Linked DNA regions of Homo sapiens: region 1 is linked to region 2. The links are chromatin contacts, found by Hi-C or POLR2A ChIA-PET in ENCODE. All regions are on one chromosome and are shown on one strand. The core of a region is the stretch at or near the end of the contact, and the rest is flanking DNA. Distances in the headings are between cores, read along the strand shown.

Evidence for each region. Hi-C counts contacts between places; a loop is a spot of excess contacts on that map. ChIA-PET counts read pairs that join two places held with the same protein, here RNA polymerase II (POLR2A). Pooled maps may share reads with other maps.
Region 1: a loop to region 2 is called in a pooled map, with 2.8 times the contacts of the local background. The contact joins the enhancer-like site here to the promoter of MS4A7 in region 2. A Hi-C loop is called at or near these places in 2 of 37 single-sample maps with no recorded cell type and 8 of 50 pooled maps. POLR2A ChIA-PET finds 5 or more read pairs at or near these places in 2 of 52 experiments (GM10248 and activated B cell).

What each region holds. Positions count from the first base shown.
Region 1 is chr11:60,308,366-60,315,108 of GRCh38, forward strand. MS4A4A (membrane spanning 4-domains A4A) reads left to right here. Exons shown (of 7, transcript NM_148975.3): 7 at 1-605. Among named protein-coding and RNA genes, the nearest start is that of MS4A6E, 16 kb to the right of the region's middle. Within about 2 kb of position 2,391, at least 4 of the 41 ENCODE cell types and tissues checked have a DNase peak (open chromatin) inside an H3K27ac peak, as active enhancers do.
Region 2 is chr11:60,375,754-60,382,528 of GRCh38, forward strand. It overlaps MS4A7 (membrane spanning 4-domains A7), which reads left to right and starts at 2,779. Exons shown (of 7, transcript NM_021201.5): 1 at 2,779-2,911. RefSeq lists enhancers at 1,811-2,050, 2,731-2,780.

The DNA of each region.
Region 1 (6,743 bases), core at 1,141-3,640, 68 kb before region 2:
TTTTTTCCCTGGAACTCAATAACTCATTTCACTGGCTCTTTATCGAGAGTACTAGAAGTTAAATTAATAAATAATGCATTTAATGAGGCAACAGCACTTGAAAGTTTTTCATTCATCATAAGAACTTTATATAAAGGCATTACATTGGCAAATAAGGTTTGGAAGCAGAAGAGCAAAAAAAAGATATTGTTAAAATGAGGCCTCCATGCAAAACACATACTTCCCTCCCATTTATTTAACTTTTTTTTTCTCCTACCTATGGGGACCAAAGTGCTTTTTCCTTCAGGAAGTGGAGATGCATGGCCATCTCCCCCTCCCTTTTTCCTTCTCCTGCTTTTCTTTCCCCATAGAAAGTACCTTGAAGTAGCACAGCCCGTCCTTGCATGTGCACGAGCTATCATTTGAGTAAAAGTATACATGGAGTAAAAATCATATTAAGCATCAGATTCAACTTATATTTTCTATTTCATCTTCTTCCTTTCCCTTCTCCCACCTTCTACTGGGCATAATTATATCTTAATCATATATGGAAATGTGCAACATATGGTATTTGTTAAATACGTTTGTTTTTATTGCAGAGCAAAAATAAATCAAATTAGAAGCAATACTTTCATGTGCTACCTACTTCCTTTTCAGATGCAATATGGTGGAAAGAGACTAAGCGTTGATGTCAAAAATACAGTATGGTGGTAAATAATGTGGGTTTTCTAAACAGACAACCCTGGGTTTTCATCTTGCTATCCCATCTTTGTTGTTTACTACTTATGTAGCTATGAAGATGCCACAAAATTTCTCTGTGCTTCATATTTCTTTTTAGGAAGGTAGTAATAATATTGTCTGGCCCATACACCTATGATAATTACTTGGTATAACAAAGGTAGAAAAACCAGGACTCTGACTGGTACATATGGAGCCACGAAAGTTTTAATTAATATATATACATGTATATATGTAAATAGATATGTATTAGATATATATATCAATTTATCATTTTATTCAGCATATATCTGTAAAGTATCTGTAATGAGGCAGACATTGTTTTAAGCATATAAGAAAATAGTGGTAAGAGAGATAATATCTTATATATATAAGATAATAGTGGTGAATAAGAGAGAGAACATCCTTCCTCTCTTGTAGGTTAAAACTTTTATGGGACAGGACATAGATTAACATATAAACAATCAAAACCTTTTTATATGTTGTTAGAAGCTAACTGGAAGAATTAATGTGCTAGAGAGTGGCTGCTGTAGTGGTGGTGAGAGATGAGTCATTAGAATGTACCCAGGAAAGTTTTTTTTTTGAGGAAGTGATATTTTCATTATGATAAGATAAAAATTATTGAATTTGCACGGATATTCGTATTTTCCAATTCAGTATATAGTATTTCTAGATTTCTCATTCTGCCCTACACTCACATATCTATTGTATCCACCTTTCTCCATGCACGCTTTTCATGGGAATGTAAGTCCCTCCTTCTATCAGTGCTAACCTGTCTACTTTCTCCAGCTCCAGGGATGGATAAGGTGTGGTAAAAGTCAGTTAAGACATTCTATCTTCTTGGTTGAAAGTTGGAAGGTAATTAGCAAGAACCACCAAATAGAACTTAATACTATTGCTTTTCTTTCTTTTTTTTTTTGAATTTTTTTTTTTTTTTTTTTTGAGACGGAGTCTCGCTCTGTCGCCCAGGCTGGAGTGCAGTGGCGCTATGTCGGCTCACTGCAAGCTCTGCCTCCCCGGTTCACGCCATTCTCCTGCCTCAGCCTCCCGAGTAGCTGGGACTGTATACAAGCGCCCGCCACCGCGCCCGGCTAATTTTTTATATTTTTAGTAGAGACGGGGTTTCACCGTGTTAGCCAGGATGGTGTCTCGATCTCCTGACCTCGTGATCCGCCCGCCTCGGCCTCCCAAAGTGCTGGGATTACAGGCGTGAGCCCCCGCGCCCGGCCAACTGTTAATATTTTACCATGTCATAAAGAGATATTGGTCTATGTATGTACCTAATTCCAATCTTTTAATTATTGTGTATGTACTGATATCCTACTTGTTTTATTTCTTCAATATTGTATTAATACTTGGCAGATTTTGTACTCGGCATTTATTCCCCATTTGTTCTGATAATGATGGCCTGATTTCCTCCAAAAAATCACCATTATCTAACTCTTAATTTATGTACAAGGGTGGAGCTCACCCAACCCCCAATTTCAGGAGTTGACCTGTGTCCTACATCTGGGAAGTGGCAGAATTACATCAACTCAGCTAGAGTGAAGTTCTTTGGTAGCCTTGTGACCTAGGAAAAAACAATTGTGTGAATGACTGACACATTTCCAATCAAAATTAATCTCATCATTTTCACTTCACTGACCAAGAAATGGTCTCCCCATCTTTCCTCTTTCCTGTTGGGTTTGGAGCTGTGAGGACGTAAGTTTGCTGCCATCAGCAGCCCCGTGACAGACAGATGCTCACAGACAAAAGCAGAACTGAGAAGTTCCAAGTGAACGATCAGACCCTAATGTAATTCTTTTGAGTCTCCAAGTCAAGTTTTACCCGGAGTTGGCCCAACCCCTGGGGTTTTAAATATATAAAGACAAGGAAAGAGATTTATTCAGATAGTGCAATAACTGGGCAAAATCCTTCAACGGCTTCCTCTCTAATTCAGAATAAAAGCCAAAGCTCATATAAATCCTACATAGTCCTTACATCACGTGATTCTTTGTTGTTTCTTGGATTTTTAAAATATCCTGACTTATATCCTGATATATTGCTTTGAGATTGTTTAAAATGGTAAGAGAGTGCCTTCTCTTGGTGATAATTAGTGCATACATAATTTTTTTAACACTTACATAAGCAACCTAAGATTAGTGCATTTTTAGTTGTAAAAAGTTCATGCAAATATTTTGTGCTATTAGTGCAAGATATTATGATTCCAACTTTTAGACAAGACTACCTGCACTTGTTTCATGTCATGTGATTTGAAATTTATTCTTCATTTGGTTATTCTTGGTTTTATCTATATGTGATTAGAAAGCAGTAGGAAAATGTCCATGAGACTTTGTCTCCTTTTGCTACTTTTACAATAAAAATAATTATTGTTTCATAGGTTTTTGTTTTTTTTTTTGAGAGAGGGTCTGGCTCTGTTGCACAGGCTGGAGTGCATTAGAACCTCTGCCTCCTGGACTTAAGCCATCCTCCCACCTCAGCCTCCTAAGTAAATGGGACTACAGGTGTGCACCACCACACCCAGCTACTTTTTCTATTTTTTGTAGAGACAGTGTTTCACCATGTTGCCCAGTTTGATTCCCTGTCTGCTTAATGATTGCAAGAGGCTCCCCTGCTGGGTTGAAGTTGGGCCAAGAATTGCCTTAGTAGTGGTTGATACGGTTGGGATGGTATGGTTAAAGTTGAACTCATCATTGAGGGAAGCATCTTGGGACCGCACTTCGCCTTGTAAATAATTGGAAAAAAAAAGTTATAAGGTCTTGAGTATATAAAGTGATATTATTGATAACTTCTAACTATAAGTAGTCCAAGCTCTTCAGGTAGATGCAAGATATCTGTGACTAAAAATGATTTTTTTAAAAAATTTGAATCCAGTATTTTTGGGTTTTTTTTTTGTCTTAGACTCACTGAGGCAAAATGAAGGCTTCACGCTAAGTTAAATTTGTGTTATCAAATATTTCTGTCCCCTTTCTCCTCTAAAATCTAATTTCTCTTCTCTACCAGTCCTAAATATCAAAGATTATAAGAAAAGTAAGGATAATTAAAGATTAAAGAATATTGAGGCTTGTGTATTTTTTCAGTCAATGATAAAGAAACGGGCGATCAATAATAAGCAACTGGTAAGTGTACTATAATCAGCATTGCTACAAAAACTGCTATCTATTGAGAAAACATGCATCCAACTATTAAAAGTAATTTATATTTATAAAATCAAATTAAACCCACTCGTAAATGTAAGAGAAGTCTCAAAGGGCTCATTGTTATAACAGTTATAATAGGTATTTTTACATTTGAGGTTGTAAAATGATAATACTGTATGCAAAGTTAGAGGCAAATCAACAGTTCTAACAGTGATGTGTTACACTTACATTACTCAGTAAATTGGATTATAGAGCATGGAACAATTTGGGGAAGAATCATCTCGGGTGTTCCCACTGACCATTAGAAATCTGTAGTTTATCTTAAATTAACTATTTTTAAAATTTGCCATTTTCCACAACTCTTACTTTTCCTGATTCTGAGTCCTGATCCCATAAACTTGCAATACTCTATGGAAAGGATTTCAAGAGAGACATACTTTTATCTTTAATAAAAACATGAATTAAACCAGAAGGAAGGAAATAAAGAGTTGAAGCCCACTGCTGTGGCTGCTGAAGTAATAGATGCATTTTATCTTAATACTTGACTAGAAATTTCCTGTATCTTCATTTTGTATCTTATTATGAATCTTCATCATTAAAATGTATGATAGCTTTATGGTAGGTCTTGAAATCAGGTAGCATATGTCTCATATTATTTTTCTTCATTAACAAAATTGATTTAGTCAAAGTCTTTAATTATTTCATGTACATTTTGGAATTACTTCGTCAACTTTATGCAATCCAAAAAGACCTTCTTGGATTTTGATTAAGAAGGTATTGAGTCTATAGGTCTATAAGGGAAAATTGCCAACTTAACAATATTGAGTTTTCTAATCCATTAACAGAATATACCTTTTCCTTTATTTATTTATTATTTTTATTTATTTATATTTTTTTGAGATGGAGTCTCGCTCTGTCACCCAGGCTGTAGCGCAATGGTGTAATCTTGGCTTACTACAACCCCTACACCTCCTGGGTTCAAGTGATTCTCTCACCTCAGCCTCCAGGTACCTGGGATTACAGGCACACGCCACCACGCTAGGCTAATTTTTTGCATTCTTTTAGTAGAGATGGGGTTTCACCATGTTAACCAGGCTAGTCTTGAACTCCGTAAATGCACAGCTTAGTGTTAGAAAACAAATTTAGAATACTTCCCTGCAGATTTCTGGACCTCTGTCTCTGCATAGCTATCCCCTTTATGGTTCTCTTCTCACTAATTATAGCTGTCTCACTGCCCTCAAATTCTGGTTTTTGTCTTCTGAATTTGGCAATATCAGAATGGATCCCTCTCCCTGACCATGGTCTGGAAAGTTTCTTCATGCAGAAAACCAGAGCAATTATTATATTCACATTTGTTTTCATTTTTTCAGTGTTGAAAGTCCGGCACTGTTTCCCAATGTCTGGAAGCAGTTGTGCTTAATTTTTTTCCGGTTTTATTTATGATATAAAAAAATTTTTGAGACAAGCTCTAACTCTAACACCCAGGTTTGAGTGCAATGGTGCAATCATAGCTCACTGCAGCCTCAAAATACTGAGCTCAAGGGATTCTCCAACTTCAGCCTCCCAAAGTGCTGGGATCAAAGGTATGGGCCACTGTGACCAGCGCAGTTTTCTAACTGACCAGAGTGGAAGATTAAGTCTGGTTCTATCATAATTGGAAGAGCTGAGTTTCAACTTTAAAAAGATGATCATAGGCTGGGCATGGTGGCTCACGCCTGTAATTCCAGCACTTTGGGAAGTCGAGGGGGGCGGATCACTTCAGGTCAGGAGTTCAAGACCAGCCTGACCAACATGGTGAAACCTCGTCTCTACTAAAAAATACAAAACTTAGTTGAGCATGGTGGTGCGCGCCTGTAATCCCAGCTACTTGGGAGGCTTGGCAGGAGAATTGCTTGAACCCGGGAGGAGGAGGTTGTAGCGAGCCAAGATTATGCCACTGCATTCCAGCCTGGGCCACAGAGTGAGACTCCATCTCAAAAAAAAAGCTCATGAACACAGATGTTAGCATTTTTATTTCATTTGTTTATATTTAAAATCGATTTAAGCATGTCAACATATGTAACTTAATAAAATTAATACTTATAATTTAAAATATTCAAGCAGAAAATTGAAGTATTGTCCTTTTCATATGCTGATATTTTAGTCACCTTAATTGGGTTTCATAAGAAGCAACTATTAAAAGACACTAGCATGTTGCAATTATTTTTTATTTAAATTAATTTGTGTTATTTTGCAATGTTTTATATAGTAATATCCAGACAGTTTTAATATACACTCAAAAGTTTTGTTTTCACACAACATAAATATAGGAAACACAATGAGACAAAGCTATACAAATTCCAGGGAAAATATTTAAATCTTTGAATTTATTAAAATATGTCTCTCAGTTTGAATTTTGAGTTTACTGTAGGAAAACACAGAAATGATGTGTAAAGTAACTTCCTTTTGATTGCCTGGTGGATAGAAAAACAAAAAACAACTAAATTTGAGATATGGTTTGAACAGAGCTGATGATGCATTTGTTTTCCTGTTTGAATCTCCTCAAGATCAGCAATTTGTTTTTTTACTGACTAAGGTTTGTTCAGATTGCTACTGCTCATATGATTCCCAGGAACTTAAGTACTTTCGAGTAACTGTGTGAGGCTGATAACACTAGATTTAAAAAAAATTTGTCTTCAATAAGTACACTCTTTCCAGCAGAGGAAGCAGTTCAGAAAGTTCTTTGTGGTTTCCCCTCTGGATCTTTCTATCATCAATTTCAGCAAAAGGTGGTATTTTTCTTTTAATAAAAGGTCAAGACCGCTTGTTTTAATCCTTCTCAGACTCCAGGTACAGCTTAACCAGATATAGCCTGTAACTTGCTCCCATCTCTTGAATGCATGCTTT
Region 2 (6,775 bases), core at 1,529-4,028:
AAGTTCCTGGAAGTAATAATATAGCAGTTAAGAGCACAGTCCCAGCCAGGCACAGTGGCTCACGCCTGTAATCCCAGCACTTTGGGAGGCTGAGGCGAGCAGATCACGAGGTCAGGAGTCGAGACCATCCTGGCTAACACAGTGAAACCCCGTCTCTACTAAAAATATAAAAAATTAAACAGGCGTTGTGGCGGGCGCCTGTAGTCCCGGCTACTTGGGAGGCTGAGGCAGGAGGATGGCGTGACCCCGGGAGGCGGAGCTTGCAGTGAGCAGAGATCCCGCCACTGCACCCCAGCCTGAGTAACAGAGCAAGACTCCGTCAAAAAAAAAAAAAAAAAAAACGATCACAGAGCACAGTCCCTGAATTAAGATTACCTGGATTCAAATCTAGACTTCATTACTTTCTAGGGTGTGTGACAGGGTAAGTTACTTAACCTCTCTGTAATTTAGGTTATCAGCCAAAAGACAGAAACCTTCTGTTATTTTAGCAGAGAATACTTGCTAGAAAGAGTCATTACCTGTGTATTAAAGAACTGCAAAGGCATAAAGAAAACACTGAAATAATACAGACATAGAAACTGCATGAATCAGCCACAGCCCAGTCACTACTAACTCCCTAAGCAATCCCTGGCCTTTAGTTTCCCCACCTGTAAAATGCTGAAGTTGGGGGGAAAAATCGTTTCACTTTCATTCCGGTGGCGTGATACGAGATTCTAAGAAACAGGGAGAAAATTCCGTGAGTGGAGCCAATAACCAAGTCAAACATCAGGGGGGTCTATGAACACTGCTCCAAGGAATCTCTCTCTGGATAACCAGACCTTGTGCCCTAGCCCCAGCCCGTCATCTCCACTGCTAGAGAAAAAAAATACAGTTAGTCTGTCCAAGGCTGTTAGAGTCCTCCAACATATAAGACGCATTTCCATTTTACTAGCTTCATGGTCTGCTTGGGGTGGGGATGGCGGGGAGATCGTATCCTTGAAGTAGGCACTAGGACTGTGAGTCACTTGCCTGTCTAGAGCACCAGGACTGTTTGCAAAGGGCTGAGGAGATTTCCATCAATGGAAAAGAGCATGAATTTAGAGTAAACATAGATTACACTTAGAGATCAGAGATCAATCTAGAGATAAAATACACTTTTCTCTAAAGGGGGTGGGAGAAGATGTTGGACAAGAAATACCAGATTTTCTTAATGGTTCATTTATGTCAGGCTCTATGGTGGGGACTTTTATGTTATTTGACTTAATCCTCACAACAATTCTGAAAAATCTTTTTTCAAATTTTATGAGAAAGTGAACTGGATATTTAACTGATTTTCTCACGAATTCCTTCTGAGGCTCAGAAGTGTGAAAGAAGCCCAAATGACCAAGGTTCTTTAACAATTTGGTCAAAACAGGTCATAGACCCAGAGGAAGGTCTGGATCCTGGAAGTTTTCTTAAGCAAAGACAGTGCTTGTTGTGGATATGAAGATGTTGACTAAGCTGGGCACAGTGGCTCACACCTGTAATCCCAGCTTTGGGAGGCCAAGGCAGGTGGATCACCTGAGATCAGGAGTTCGAGACCAGCCTGACCAACATGGTGAAATCCTGTCTCTAGTAAAAATACAAAAATTAGACAGGCATGGTGGTGGGCACCCATAGTCCCAGCTACTGGGGAGGCTGAGGCAGGAGAATCACTTGAACCTGGGAGGTGGAGGTTACAGTGAGCTGAGACTGCACCATTGCACTCCAGCCTGAGCAACAAGAGCAAAAAACTCCATCTCAAAAAAAAAAAAAGATGTTGACCAAATGGCAGACTCTTGCCATGAAGCAAGCCCAGACCTCAGTGCCAAGAGATGTGAATTAGATTCCTGCCTCTTCCACAGACTAGACATGTGACTGGGGGCAGATTCCTTCAGCAATATCACCTCATTTGGAGAAGAACTGGACTAAAATACCCTCCAAGTAGTTTATGAGTTATTTAAATCTCCCAGGCTTAGGTTTGCTCCTCTCTTAGGGGATAGCCTTGCCACCCTTCAGGAAATGGAGACTGTATATGGAGCATGTTGTGCCGCCAGCTGCTGCATGTCCCAGAGCCATCTTAAACCCTACCCTTCTGAACAATGGCTAGTCTACAAGAAGCCTTAAAAGGGATGTGAAAGTGGCAACAGTGTCCCCTCAACAACAAATACTTCCCCAAATATGAGCTTGTGTGGAGCCTGATGACTCTGCCTCTGAGGCCAATCCACTGGCATCTTTCCCAAGATGTGCCTGGACTTCCCTGAGCATGAGGCCAAAGATGGAGAATGGAAACACCCAAAAGAAGTAACAAGGAGACACGGAATTTTCCACAGGTTGCTTTCAGCTTACCAAGAGCCTGGAAAGTGAGAGAATAGATTCTCCAAAATTCAAAACTAACATTACTATTATCAATATTTATTGTCTACTTTTTGTAAACTCTTTGCATCTTTTTTCTTTAATTCTCCCAACACCCACAGAGTGGAATTATTATTATCCATCCACCATTTATTTAATAGACAAGAAAACTCAGGCTAAGCAAAACTAGATGACTTAAATAATTCTATGTAGGAGTAGGGAAAATGAATTTTAACTGGGACCGTACAAATCACTAGTCTGCACAAAGGTCTTTTTCTCATGTGTCACTTCTATCTTGTGTCATTTTGCCAGACCTCAGAATTTAGAAAGAGGAAGCAGAGGCACTTTTTATATATCAACTGTCTGTAACTACAGCAAAATTCACATCCTGTGTAATCATAAATACTGCTCTAAGAAAGGGACAGGAAGTCTCAGAGGCTGGAGAGCAGAGCACCAAGATCGTTCTGGCAGGAACAGCCAGTGGGAGGTTCCAGCTGAGCGCTCCCCAGAGGTGAGCTGATCCCCAGCCACAGCACACAGGACCAGGCTGCGAGAACAGGTAGACACCTTGGTTTAGATCATGACTTTTGGGGAAGATTGTGTGCTTTTGAAAAGACAGCCAGGGAATTGGATTATCATCCTGTCTCTGATTCTGACCACCTGTGTGAGTTGGAGCGTCAGCTCAGTCCCCTTTTTGGGTCTCAGTTTACTCACTTGTCAAATAAGAAAATTGGGTAAAACCATTCTTAGGTTTCCCTCATTGAGGTGATTTTCCTCAATGTTCTGCATTCTCCTGGTGTGTCACTCAGTCTTACAGAGTCTACTCTCAACAAATACTGTGCAATTAGACTGAATCTTGCATTAGAACCCCATGGTCCTACTCTAATTCTGTAATACAGAAAATTGCTGGGCAGAGCTGTTGACCTCCATGTCATGATTTATCTTCAAAGCACGGATTTTAGAGCTGTCTTGAAAGCTGTGGGTCCCTCCAGTCTATCTCCTCAAGGCGAATGTGGAAGGACAAAGCATCCTCTCAGACTGTGGTGTTTGGAGATGATAGCATCAGTCTGGAGACTTTTGTGAAACATAAAGAATCTTGGTTATATAGGATTCCTTCTAAAAGTAGCAACGTGTATCTAAATTCAAGTGTCATAGATTTAAATGTAATAATTCCACTTCCATACATCACTGTGAGATAATTAAATGCAGGAGGTATCACAAAAGTGCAAAGATGTTCATTATTGCATTGTTCATAGTGGCAAAAAGAAAAAATAGAAACCACCTAAATAGTCATGAACATGTGATTGATTAAATGAATCTAGAGACCTCCATTTATTTAAATATACCATTTGGCTTTTTGGTTGTAGTAAAATATGCTTAAAATAATTGTAGCCTTTTAACCATGTGTTTTTTTGTTGTTTTTTGTTTGTTTGTTTGTTTGTTTTTTAATTGAGAAAGAGTTTTGCTCAGTCACCCAGGCTAGAGTGCGTGATCTCGGCTTACTGCAACCACTGTCTTCCAGGTTCAAGCGATTCTCCCATCTCAGCCTCCTGAGTAGCTGGGATTACAGGCACTCACCATCATGCCTGGCTAATTTTTGTATTTTTTTAGTAGAGACGGGGTTTCACCATGTTGGCCACGCTGGTCTTGAATTCCTGACCTCAGGTGATCTGCCCGCCTCGGCCTCCCAAAGTGCTAGGATTACAGGCATGAGCCGCTGCACCCAGCCTTAACCATTTTTAGGTGTACAGTTCAGTGGCATTAAGCACATTCACACCATTGTGCAACCATCACCACCACCCAACTCCAGAACTTTCTTGTCTTCCCAAACTGGAACTCCGTGCCCATTAAACAATAGCTTTCCATTCCCCTCTCCCGCCAGCCCCTGGCAACCACCATTCTACTTTCAGTGAATTTGACTCTTCTAGGTGCCTCACATAAGTAGAATCATACAATATTTGTCCTTTTGTGACTGGATTATTTCACTTGCCATATTGTCTTCAAGGTTCATCCATGTTGTGCCATGTATCAGAATCTATCATTTGCTTTTAAATTTAGGCTTTTTATTATTTCTATTCATCGGTCAAAGATGTCTACAGAATAATGTTGAGTACAAAAAGAACAGTTATAAAATGGCATGGATAGAATGACTATTTCCGTAGAATTGTGAATGTCTGTGAACATATATAAAGAGGAGAGAGATAAAGTGACAGATGGGAAGAGAGAATGTAAAGAATATGTGCATAGGAAACAAGAGTGATCGGGTGGCAGTTGAAAGTTAAGGAGCTAATTTGTTTTCTTCTTCAAACTGTATTCCCTTGTAATGGTGGTACTTTATGCACTCTTTCAAACAGAACAAACAGTTAAGAAATAACAAAGGAAAATAAATGTTCATGGTATCAGATAGGCTATAGCCTGAAAGTATCAATTAAACTTTCGAGTCCTAGCTTCAGGCTGAGAATCAAGCATTTTCTGCAGTCCTTAGGTATGAGATTCGAAAAATAAAGAAAGGAACCCAGAACTCAGGAGGCTGGTGACGAAGACTAGTAGGAAGGAGTCTAGTTGGTATATTTGGGCTATTGAGCCACACAGAGCAAGGTAAAAGCCAAGTTTCTACAACATGAAAGCAAGTTGGGAAAAAGAAATCTTCAACCTATATTCCCTAAGATCAGCAATGTCCCTGGGAGAGGATATGGAACTGATGAGTGGCAGCCAATGCTTCAACAATAGGGGAGGAAGAATAGAGAGGATGAGAATCAGTTGTAGCTAGCCGGGCAAGAACAAACCTACAGGGATATAGAAGAGCTCTGGTGTTAGATGGCCTGTGCCCAAATCTTGCCTCCACTACCTGCTAGATAAGCAATCTTGCACAAGCTATTTCACCTCTCCAAGCCTCATTTTTCTTATCTTCAAAGTTCAGCACCCATCTCTGAGACTGCAGATTAAATGAGACTGTCACAAAGCTCTTAATAGAATGCCACATTCATAGTACGTGCCCAATCAATGTTAGCAATGATTATCATTTTATCATGAACTACTGTTTGATTCTGGAACCTAGAATTTCTCTAAGCCTGACACTTTTTCTCCTTCTCTGGCTTTAAAGATGTGCTGGAAGGCTCACCCTGACTCCACTGCAGGGATTCAGCTTCAACATTATTCCCCTCATAGGACATGTAACCTCACCCACACTTCTACCCAGATTTCAAAATTCCAAGAAATGAAAACTATCTCCTTAAACAAAGAGAACTTTAGGTTTAATAATTCTTCAGATAAAGTATCTCATGCCCGGAGAGCATGAGAAACTAGACTAAGGCACAGATCTAGGAGTAGAAATAAAATGGAGGTCCAAACATGGATCGACTATTATGGAACACCTGATAAAACTCAGAGAGTTACAACAAAAGACACTCACGTGTGTCATTCAAATCCTCACAAGAGTCCTTCAGGATAGTGTCATTATCCTTATTTTACAGATAAGGAAACTGGGGATGAATGAGGGAAAGTATCCTGCCTACGGCCAGCTCATCAATATCAGAACTGGGCTTCCAATGAATATTAGATAAAACTGATATGTTTTGGGAGTTTATCACATGCCTCCCCCTATGCTGAGTCCATTATATGTGTCATCTTATCCAACCTGTACCACAAACCTATGAAGTGGTGAAAATACCTTGCCCAGGGTGAGTTTAGCAGTAACTGGTGGATATGGGATCTGAACACACGACTGGACTCCAAGACATATGGTCAGATGTGCAACTAGATGCCTAGGCATTGGACTCCCATCCCAGTGCACTTTTCCATCTCCCTCACTAGGAAGAGATTCTAGGTGTCATTTCCAATTTTTACATGTTCTTCACTCCACCCAAGAGAGGCCAGAACCATTCCTAAAGCACCAACACATTGAGGCAAAATGTCAGGCAGCAGAGCTGTGGCACCTTTCAAGGATGACAAGCCTTTAACTAAACTCTGGCCTTCAGTAGGGAGAATGTTGAGCTGAAAACAAATCTGGGCAACATTTCAGGTGCTGAGCCTTGTTGCTGACACCACAGAGGCCCAGCAATGCTGCTGAGTTAGTGGTGGCAGACAACTTGCTCCTGGAATCTACAAGGGAACTGGAAATGTTAGGAAGGAAGAAAGGAAGGAAGAGGAAGAGGAGGAGAATTAACATGGCATAGAGAAAAAAATATCACAAGCGTCTGAGCCAGACAAGTCTCAATCCAGTCATGTAAACACAGGCTGTTAATATTTGCTACCATATATTGAACACATTCTAAGTGCCAGGCTAAGTACTTTATGTGACTATTTCATTCAATAAAAGTCACTTGAGCTTATTAGCCCCAGGTTTCTAATGTATAAAATTGATTTAATAACATGTAAGTTACAGGGTTGTTATAAGGATTAGAGCTGCAATGGTCTAATGCTT